Linked DNA regions of Homo sapiens: region 2 is linked to region 1. A link is a loop called in an ENCODE intact Hi-C map of the cell type or tissue named here. Cell type or tissue: endothelial cell of umbilical vein. All regions are shown on one strand. Each heading gives the region's core, and the rest is flanking DNA. Links, peaks and the distances in the headings are about the cores only.

Evidence for each region. A loop is a pair of places that touch in the nucleus more often than their neighbours do. Peaks named below come from ENCODE experiments on the same cell type or tissue, not always from the same donor. Only the 100,000 strongest peaks of a DNase experiment are listed, where the experiment ranks them.
Region 2: it touches region 1 in a loop (4-fold over the local background); 2 of 110 quality-filtered maps call a loop at or near these places.

What each region holds. Positions count from the first base shown.
Region 1 is chr17:5,824,122-5,829,501 of GRCh38, reverse strand. All of the region lies in intron 1 of LOC339166 (a long non-coding RNA gene), which reads right to left. Among named protein-coding and RNA genes, the nearest start is that of NLRP1, 240 kb to the right of the region's middle. In endothelial cell of umbilical vein, for the core only: no CTCF peak of the experiment used is centred there; DNase peaks (open chromatin) are centred at 171, 2,851 and 3,611; H3K27ac peaks cover 3,356 bases.
Region 2 is chr17:5,756,867-5,762,246 of GRCh38, reverse strand. No RefSeq gene overlaps it. Among named protein-coding and RNA genes, the nearest start is that of NLRP1, 180 kb to the right of the region's middle. In endothelial cell of umbilical vein, for the core only: no CTCF peak of the experiment used is centred there; DNase peaks (open chromatin) are centred at 2,546 and 3,306; H3K27ac peaks cover 842 bases.

The sequences.
Region 1 (5,380 bases), core at 85-5,084:
AGGTTGCAGTGAGCCGAGATCATGCCACTGCACTCCAGCCTGGCGGACAAAGCGAGACTCCATCTCAAAAAAAAAAAAAAAAAAAAAAATGTTCTTTAGATTCTTTACTCAGGGACAGGATGTAAGCCATGAATCATCATGAGACCTACCCCAGGAGATTGATTTGGAAGCCTGCCAAATGTGACCTGTAGGTTACCAACATCCATATCTAATCTGTATCCACATCCTATTAATCCTGTCAACTAAGATATATCTATATCTATACCTATAGCGATATCTACGCCCACATCCTATCAGTTCTGTTTCTTTGGAGAACCCTAATACAAGAGGCAACCTGAGAAAGGAGCTCTGCCCCCCACGGAAGGTGAATACTGAAAAAGATACCATCATTTATCTCTTCTCCCTACACAGATCATCATCTGGCCACTGATGTTTCAGTCAAGTGTTGAATCCATGTCCCTTGCTTTCATATTTCTCCAAGTATTTTTTTTATTATCTTAACTACTGTCACATGGACATATTAACTTTAAATATTTTGTGACAAAGAGGCCTCTTTTGGAGAATGTTCTCAGAGGGAAAGACTGCCTCTGCCTGCTTCTCGCCCCTCCTGCCTCCTTCTTGGTTGATTAGCCTTCATCTCATGATCTTCCATTCTGGCTCCCCATGGTAATATGCCCATCCTTAATTCTAAACAGAGACCCCCTTGCTCACTCAGTTTCATGATGAATTGATGAGTGACCCTGTTTCACCAAGACACCAACACTACAAGGGTAACTTTCTAGCACTTGCCTCAAAACAACTCCTCCTGCAGCCTATGGGACCGTCACAAAGCTATCCAATGACCCCTCCTCCTCTTTTATCCAGACTTTTGTCTAGACTGAAGTCACTGCAGAACAGCCCAGAGTCAGAGTATACTTCATTGTCCTTGCCCATAAATGCTCCACCTGAGTTTTTAAAGTCTCCTCGCCCATCAGACCTCACTCCCTTCCCCTCAAAGTCTTCGATGCTCTTCTTCTGAGATGCTCCTGAACGGTGTTCCTGAACTGTCTTCATGTCCCGAACTCCAGGTTTATTCTGCTTGTATTCTTCATGTAAATTTGATCTTACTGAACAAAACATAATCTTAAACCAATTCCAGTAATTGCCCCCATTCCTCTCCGAAAGTTTCCAGCATTAGGTTGTGCTCATAGCACACCAACAGTGTCTGATACGCAGCTCAAGAAACATTCATTGAATAAATGAATACACTCGTATCCAAAACCCTTCTGGTTGACACTGATTTTAGCAGTTAAATTCTGACATGTCTAGGCATGATTTTCTTATTTATTCTCTTTCAGGCTTGCTAAGATTCATGAATTTGTAAATGTATGTCCTCATCTCCAAACTTTGGAAGATTTGTGTGGTTATTTCCTATCATGGTTTTTATCTGGTTTTCTCCTTGGGACTCCAATTATTTATAAGTTAGAGAGTTTTATATTTCCCCTATAAGTCCCTGAAGCTCTTCTTTTTTTTTTTCATCTTTTTTCTTTTTTCCTCAGATTTAGTCATTTGTATTAATCTGTCTTCAAGCTCACTGACTCTTCCGTCACTTCCTTTCTGCTAATAAGTCCACCTAGTGAATTATTTATTTTATATAATTGTTTTTTAGTTCTAGAATTTGTATTTTGTTCTTTTTCTATAGGCTCTATATTTCTGTTAAGATTTCCCTTTTTTAAATCCATTATAACCACGTTTCCCATAATTGTAATACAACTACAGTTGTAGTTGCTTTAACTCCTTTGTGTGATAATTTCAGTCTCTAGGTCATGACCTCTATTGACTGTCTTTTCCTTTGAGAATTGGTCCCATTTTTGTGTTTTTTCATACGTCAAATACTTTTGGATTATACCCTAATTTTGTGGATTGTTACATTGTTGAGACTCTGGATTCTGTCATATTACTCTGAAGAGTGTTAATGTTTTTATTTAACAGGCATCGAACTTGTTGAGTTTCAAACTACAAACTCTATCTCATCTGAAGTGGGCAGCAGATCTAATTTCATTTCAGGTGTTTTGGCCTTAGCTGCAAGCTTCTTTGGGTCTGCACCATGCATGCACAACTCAGGGATCAGCCAGAGACTTGGGTAGAATTTATTCACAGAACTTGGGGCTCTTTTCTCTGCTTATTTCCTTTCTGGAATTCATTCCCTCATTTTCTAGCAGCTGTCCTCTGTCTCTGTCCTCTGGTTCTTCAGGCCAGAAAGAGAGTGGGCTTTCTATCAGAATATTCGATGCTCTGTGCTGTGTCATGACCGTAGCTTCCTTCAAATCAAAAGTCATCAAAAGGGGAAACCCACTTCACGCTAGTCCCTTCTTCCAAGTTTCAAATACGCTACACAATCTGCCTGTCTTTGTTCACTACTCAGAGCCTTTCAGATTTCTATATTTTATCCAGGGTTTATGGTTATTACCTGAAGGAGGGTCAGTCTATTAGGAGTCTATTAGCAGTGTACTCCACCATACTGGAGAAGAACCAACACACAATCAATACATTGACTTTAGAATAATGTTCAGCATTTTCAGTTCATTTATACACATATTTATTTGTAGTGCAGACTCAAATACCATCAAAACTATAATTTTTATGTATTTTTTGTTTACTAATTGGGAACCAAGAAATAATGACAGATGGGTAGACAAGAGTTACATTGAGAACTTTCAACAGCAGAAAGCTACAGCAATTTGAGAAATTCTGGAATTTCCTTGTAGCCAAGAAAACAAAGGAAATTATATGGATTTCATGTGTTTCAGAGTATAGTAATGGGAAATCTGCAAGTCCACTGAGGAATTCACTTCCCTGGTCCTGAACTCAATGGAGCGATGTGTCATCTCCTGTCAGTAGTGATACTCGTATATACTGAGTTACTCATTATTTGTTTTAATCCTGGGATTTAAGTGTTAAATGAAATTACTCAAGTAAAGAATTTTTCATAGTGCAGATAGCAAAGATAACAATGGTGGTGTTGGTAGCAGTAAGATAAACTCTACTTTTATCTTATCTTTGTAAAGGAGAACCCATTTCACCTCCTGACAGATTTCAACCCAGTATGTCAGTGACTCCTAAGTCAGAATGTCACTCACTCGATTTGGCTCCAGTGGGAAACTGTCTCCAAAAAACCAGCAAACCCATCATCCTGGAGGCAGAACACTGTCTGCATTCTGGCCAGGCTCTGGGCATCAGGCCTCCCTGCCCCTCAGACACTTCACCAGCGCAAGCACCCAGGAAAGGCCTAGGAGCCGACTGGGGAACAGCCTCAGGGTCCTCCAGTCAATCTCCACATAAGTGCTGCAAGCTTTGTTCTGAGGAATTAATCAGAGGAGAAATGATCTGGAGAAGGCGCCTGGGGAATGAGGGAAGCATGACACACGTTAATCAGCCTTGCGTGTGGAGCTAGGGTCACCTTTCACGCACAGTCCCTGTGTCCCAGAGCCCTCTCCTCAACCCCACCAGAGGCCACCAAGCAGGGTGTGGGCTGTCAGCTGTGTCTCCAGCCCTGGGGGAGGAGGAGGCTCCGCAGAACCATCCACATCCCCTCATGTGAGAGTCAGCTGGCTGAGCTTGTGCTTGGCACTCTGCCTGGGGAAGGGTCAAAGGCAAAGGCTAGTCTATGTTTATGATGAGGGCTTCACTGGTGACCACAGTCAGGATTTATGCCGAGGTCACGGGTAGAGGTCAGTACGTGGTAAGGATTAGGGATGAGTATATAGCAAGGACCAGAGCAGTCTGTGGCCAGTCCGCCTGTGGCTCTGTCTGTGATCAGAATAAAAACTAAGCTTATATTCATGGCAAGGGCTCAGCTGAGGGTCAGAGTCACGGTGCCAGGAACCCTGATTAAAAACCTAGCACCTCTGAAGTTCTCTCAGCCAAGAAGGAAGTCAGTTCATGTGAGGGAGCTCAGGTGCTCATTTCTCAGAAGCTACATGTGCTGTGTCTCCCAGGTAACTGCAGACTAAGGAAAACTGCATCATAATCACTTAGAGATGTTTGTTTCAAAGGCAGATGCTGCAGCCCCGCCCAATAACCATGAACCTGGGAAGCTGAAATTCAATGAGTTTCCCAGCGATTCTGATGCACTCTAAATTTGAGACCCTCTGCTTCAGCTCCCCCAAAGCTTTCCTTCCAAGGAGCTCTCCAAGGCGGCATTCCTTACAGCCTCAGGGCATCTATGTGCAATCCCAAGCCCCTTTCCCACTTTAGATTTGGGGCTGTGGCAGATGCAGCGGTTCCCTCCCTGCCACCTGCCAGCACAAGGCTGAGCAATGTAGATATGCCTCAGAAGTCATCTATGTCCTCCTTTGGTGATAGTGACGGTGGCACCTTAGGATTTGACTATGTGCACCCCTGGCTGGCTTCTCCCCATCACAGACAGCAGATCCTACGTGATAGTAATAGCAATCATAAATAATAGCAACTCACATTTATGTGACACTTACTATGCCAGTAATACATGAGCATACAGTAATACATAAGCTACATGTATTAGCTCAACTAATCCCCACAACAACCTCTGAGGTAGGTACTATCATTGTTCCCTTTTCACAGATGAGGAAACTGAGGCCCAGAGAGGTGAAGAAACCTGACTAGGGCCACAAGGCTAAAGAGAGGCAGAGCCCAGACTGATCCCGGAGCATGCCCTCTTATCCGTGATGCTCTAGGCCATGGCAGATAATCCATGGTATTGTTCCCCCAAAATGTGACTATTTCTTAAAACAGGCATTATAATAAGTACTGTCCCCACTAACTCCAGCTGTTCTCCCTCAATGCTTAATCAAACTCTAAATGTATCTTATCTTTGTAAAAGGGAAACCGTGCCTTTTCCTCACCTGAATTTCTCAGAGATATGGGAAAACTTCAGGCCTTGCATCTAATTTCTGGATGTAGACAGAGATGCTTGCTTTCTCTCTTGCCTCTTCTCCTGCATCTCTGATACCTGCCTCAAGAACCCGCTCCCTGCATAGCCTTTTCCAACAGCAGGACCAGGAAAGGAATTCAAGACAGAATCCATGCTCCCCAGGCCTGGCCCTCAAGCCTCTCCTACAGCACAGGCATGAAAGGGGCTCCTCGTCAGATCTGGCATCTTACGACCATGACAAGCCTCTGCAGAAACGGCTTCCTAAAGTAACATTGCTCCGAGTTCAAGTCCAGCCTGGCCAACATAATGAAACCCTGTCTCTACTAAAAATACAAAAAATTAGCCAGGTGTGGTGGCAGGTGCCTGTAGTCCCAGCTACTCGGGAGGCTGAGGCAGAATGGTGTGAACCCGGGAGGCGGAGCTTGCAGTGAGCCGAGACCACACCACTGCACCCCACCCTGAGTGACAGAGTGAGACTCCATCTCAAAA
Region 2 (5,380 bases), core at 290-5,289, 67 kb after region 1:
AGACAGACCACTGGCATTTCTTCCTACAAATACAATCACGTTCATTGGAGGTTAAGCTTCAACATATGGATTTTGGGAGGTCACAGACATTCAGTCCACAAAACACACACACACACACACACACACACACACACACACGACTCTCCTCAAATCCTAAGAGCAAGGCCAGGCAGGAATTACTGTCTCTACTTTGAATATAAAGTCACAGGCTCAGGAACCTTAAGGAACTTCCCCAAGGCCATTAATAATTACATGCTAATATTTTTTAAATATTTTTTTTTTGAGACAGAGTCTCGCTCTGATGCCCAGGCTGGAGTGCAGTGGTACGATCTCAGCTCACTGCAACCTCCACCTCCTGGGTTCAAGCAATTCTCCTGCCTCAGCCTCCAAGTAGCTGGGATTACAGGTGTGCACCACCACGCCCAGCTGGTTTTTGCATTTTTAGTAGAGATGGGGTTTCGCCATGTTGGCCAGGCTGGTCTCAAACTCCTGACCTCAGGTGAGGAGGCCTCCCAAAGTGCTAGGATTACAGGCATGAGCCACCGCACCAGGCCTTTTCTTATTATTTCTAAATTATCATGCTTGTAGCAGAGCCTGTCAACTTCCTACCTACATCTTCTCAGCTCTTGCCATTCCAGTCTCTGATGACTGTGTCCTGCTACAAGCACCTGGGCTCACCTCTCCCAGGTGCTGCCCTCAGCCATCACAGGTGGGAACTGGAGAATAAATACCACGGCTTCCTTGCCCCTCTGATATTTTACATGTTCTGTGCAGTCTTCTAGAGCTTCCCAGTGGGATGAACTGCCACTTCCCACGTGGTAACCTGATGAGTAACACACAGTTTGGCTCCCTTCCCTTCCCTGTGTCACCTCCCCTGTCCCCTATCTGAGCTCACCTCTTGGATAAACAGCTTGCACCCAAACCCTGTCTCAGTGTCTGCTTCTAGGGAATCACAAACTAAGACAATGTTTTTGAACAAAATTTGGAAATTATAAAATCCATACTCTGGTCGGGCGCAGTGGCTCATACCTGTAATCCCAGGACTTTGGGAGGCTGAGGTGAGTGGATCATGAGGTCAGGAGTTCGTGACCAGCCTGGCCAACAGGTGAAACTCTGTCTCTACTAAAAATACAAAAAATTATCCGGGCATGGTGGTGGGTGCCTGTAATCCCAGCTACTCAGGAGGCTGAGGTAGAGAATTGCTTGAACCCAGGAGGCGGAGGTTGCAGTGAGCCAAGATCGTGCCACTGCACTCCAGCCTGGGCAACAGAGCAAGATTCCATCTCAAAAAAAAAAAAAAATCCATACTCAATTCCACTCATAAAACATTTCAAGTGCTTGCCTACTATATACCAGTAGAGGATTAAATACCAGTACAGGATACCTAGTAAAGGATTAGAAATTAATAATAAGCAAGATAGACAATCTCTGACCTCATAAAGTTTATAGCCTAGAAGAAATAAAAAATCCTCTGTATCTTACTAACTAGAAATAATCATTGTTACTTTTTTCCATATATATATAAAATTCCAATCTTGCAATTATATACATGGACATACTTCTGGACATACTTACTAAACCTTTATCATACCAAATAGTTTTGAATCCAGTTTCTCATTACATTACAAGTATTTTTCCAGGTCTCTAATTACTCTTTTAAAACATTATTTGTAATGGCTATGAAATATTTTCGGATATGTACCACCATTTATTTAACCATTCCCCAATCGTTTCCAATGTTCCATGATTGCAGATAACATCACAATAAACCTTAAACAGTTTCCAGGCATGCTGTGGTATAATCAGATTAGCATTTTAGAAAAACCAGCTTGATATCTCTGGAGGCAGATTTGAGGCAGATGAAAGGAGAGAGACCAGTCAGAGCCATTCATAATATTTCAAGTCAGAGGCAGTGATGCCTAAATCAGGGTGGTGGTGGTGGTGGTACAGCAGGTGGAGGGGGATTTGGAAGTCAGGATAGGGCACCTGAGCAGCTTCTCCAGCTCCATTCACAATCTCTCATCATCACTTTGGAGCTTGTATGTTCTTTACTTGTCTCATTCGTCTTGACTTCCCTACTTAATTGGCAGTGCCTTTGTTACCAAGCAAAGGGGGCTCACTGCCTGATGCACTAGAAGTCAATACTATGACACCAGATTTTTGAGAAAAGAAAACCTTTTTATTGCAAGTGGACCAACAAGGAGACAGGAGTCCAGCTCAAATCTGTCTCCCTGGGCCAGCTTTAGGGCAGCAGTTTTGTTAGAAAAGGTTTAGGGAATGGATTCTAGGATTGGTGGGTGACTGGTGGAAGGAAATGGGAGGCTGGAAAGTCCTCTGGCATGCACAGTTATCTCTTCATACTACTTCCTGGATCGCACGTGCACATTCAGGGGGAGTAAGTATGAAGCATGCAGTGGAATTTGAGGTGGTGACATTAGCAAGCTCATTCTGCGCAAACTCCAGTCAGCCGTATTGGTTTTCACCGATTTCAGCCAGTTCTGTTATCCTGCAAGGGAAGGGAGTTTCAGCATTGCTGTAAGTTTTTTCTTTTCTTATCTGCAGTCCTGCAAATTCAAGGATATCCGTTAGTCACTGGTTTCTTACTCTTTGGGGCACAGTTCTGTTTCAGCTGTTAGGCAACTGGTTTTTCATCTGCTATCCTGTAAGCCCAAACATTTAGTCATTCGTTTCTCTAACCCTTTGGGGCACGGTTTCACCTTCAAAGGAAAAGCTTATCTTGCCCTCCCATCACCATAAGCCTCACTACAGGTCTAGACACATCATCCTGAGATGAAATGCCCTACTTCCTTTGGTAAAAATAATTCTGGAGACATAATTTGGCTTCTTTTTTTTTTTTTTTTTTTTTTTTTTTTTTTTTTTTTTTGGAGATGGAGTCTCACTCTGTCACCCAGGCTAGAGTGCAGTGGCATGATCTCAGCCCACTGCAAGCTCCGCCTCCCGGGTTCAAGCGATTCTCCTGCCTCAGCCTCCCGAGTAGCTGGGATTACAGGCACCCGCCACCACGGCCAGCTAATTTTTGTATTTTTACTAGGGACGGGGTTTCACCATGTTGACCAGGCCAGTCTTGAACTCCTGACCTCAGGTGACCCGCCCGCCTGGCCTCCCAAAGTGCTGGGATTACAGGCGTGAACCACTGCACCCGGCCTAGTTTATATTCTTAAACTAGCCTTTAGGACACAGAAATGATAGGAAGTCCACCAATTTGCCTGCTTGCAGGATTAGGAGTCATCCAAGGGAGCCTCATAAGGTGGTGAGTGGAGCTGGTCATTGGAGTAGGAAAGGACTTGATCTTTCATTGGACCCAGGATATGTCAATCACCTCCACTCTGCCAATGAGCCATGGTCTGGAGGATGCCCTGGCATTGGACCTAAGAGATGTCAATCATCTCCACTCTGCCAATGAGCCATGGTCTGGAGGATGCCCTGCAGGATATGTCAATCACCTCCACTCTGCCAATGATCCATGGTCTAGGGGATGCCCTGGGAGTCAGCAATGGAAATGTGGAGCTTGATGCTCCTGGAGCCACTGCCATCAAACTGACTCCAGGGTGGTGACAGTGGGCCAGGGCAAGAGCAGGCTTTCTAGAACCTTCCCAAGGGAGGCAACTGTGAGCTTCGGATAAGCATATAAAACCCAGACTGAGTAGAGATTTTCGGCCTCAGGGAGGCCAGGAGCTAAGGGGATTTTTGTCAAGAGCATTAAGTAGCAGTAAAGTGTAAGTTCAGCAAAGCCCAGAGCATCGAAGAATACCATTCATTTCCTGAGCGCCGACACGCAGCAGGCACTGTGCTGGGGGCTGGGGACACAGCGGTGAACGACAGAGGCATGCCCCTGCCCTCGTGGGGTTTACAGTCTATACAAGCAGGTTGACATGGAGAGAGGAGACCGGGGGGCAGGCACCTCCCTGTAAATGATCTCATGTCATTCCCTCGCAGCCGTCCTATGAAATAGTGCTATCATGGTTCCCATGTTACAGGTTCACAAGTTGAGGCTCAGAGAGGTTACGTTAACCAGCCCAATATCACAGCTGGTGAGTGATAGGGCCAGGATTTGAACCAAGATATAGCTAACTCCAGCTGTCTCCGCTGCCTTCTACTAGAATCATGGTTCTCCATTAGAGGCCATGTTTTCCCCCAGGGTAGTATTAGGTACAGCCTGGAGACATTTTTAGTTGTTCACAACTAGGGGAGGGGAGTGCTACTGTTTATCTAGTGGGTGGAGGCCCGGGATGCTGTCAAACAGCCTGCAATGTCCAGGACAGCCCCACGCAACAATGAATTACCAGACCCACGATGTCAATAGCACACAGGCTGGCAAACCCTGGACTACAATGTGAGCCATGAATACCCATGAGTGGGAGTTTGTGTCTCCCTGACCATTCTCAGAACCTGTCTGAATGCACAGCCAGTCAGACCAGTGGATCTGACTGCGATCCTCTGGATATGGTCAAGGCCAAGAGAAGCCAACTCCAGGCCCCAGGCCAGAACATGAGCCCAGGCAGACACAGAGAGGGCAGGCGCAGGATAAATGCCCCAGATGCCTGATAAGTAATGCCGGCGGGAGGGACAGGAGGTGGGGTGCCGAGAACAGCTTCCAGGGCAACTGCCCTCCTCCCACCCTCCCCACAAGATGCTTGTCCTCAGCAGCAGACGCACCAGCTCCTCGAAGGATACAAAATACAAGCAGAGCTTGGATCTGCTTGCTCTCCCTGGACAGCCCTGAACTAATATTTGTTTTAGCAAATGGCTGAGCTGTTCATCTTCTCTGGCAATAGGGATTTGTTTTCTTTTCAAAAACTCACTGGCATTCTAAGTCTAAGAAGCTGACCTCCAGAAGGCCAGAGTCTACGTTAAGGCTCAAAGCACAGTAGAGCACCCTCTGTGATGAAGAGGCAAGAGCAGAGGGACATGGAGGTGAAGCTGGCTGCGGTCCTACTGCGTGCCAGATTTTCTATGCATCATCTCATTCACAAGAGCCCTAAGAGAGAGAGGTTGATTTTTGTTGCTGTTGTTCCATTTTTGAGAGAAAACTTAAAGTAAGAGAGGGTGGACAACTTGTCCAAGGTCCCACAGCTTGTGAGGGATTTAAACACCCAGGTGTCTGATTCTAAAGCCCCCCACATCTGCAAGTCAATGCTGCATCAGCACTAGAGGCTTGTCAGCAGAGCAGAGACCTCATACCTCTCTTTGTTGGGACAGAGAAGCATCACTAGGGAGCAGGAAAGTGGAGAGCCAGGTCAGCAGAAGAGCCCCAACAGAGCCTGATCTGCCAGGACTCTTTATGGCACAAGTCAAAAAAAAGCAACTCAAACTGACCTAAGCAATATAAGAATGTATCAGCTCATGAACTTGGAAGTCC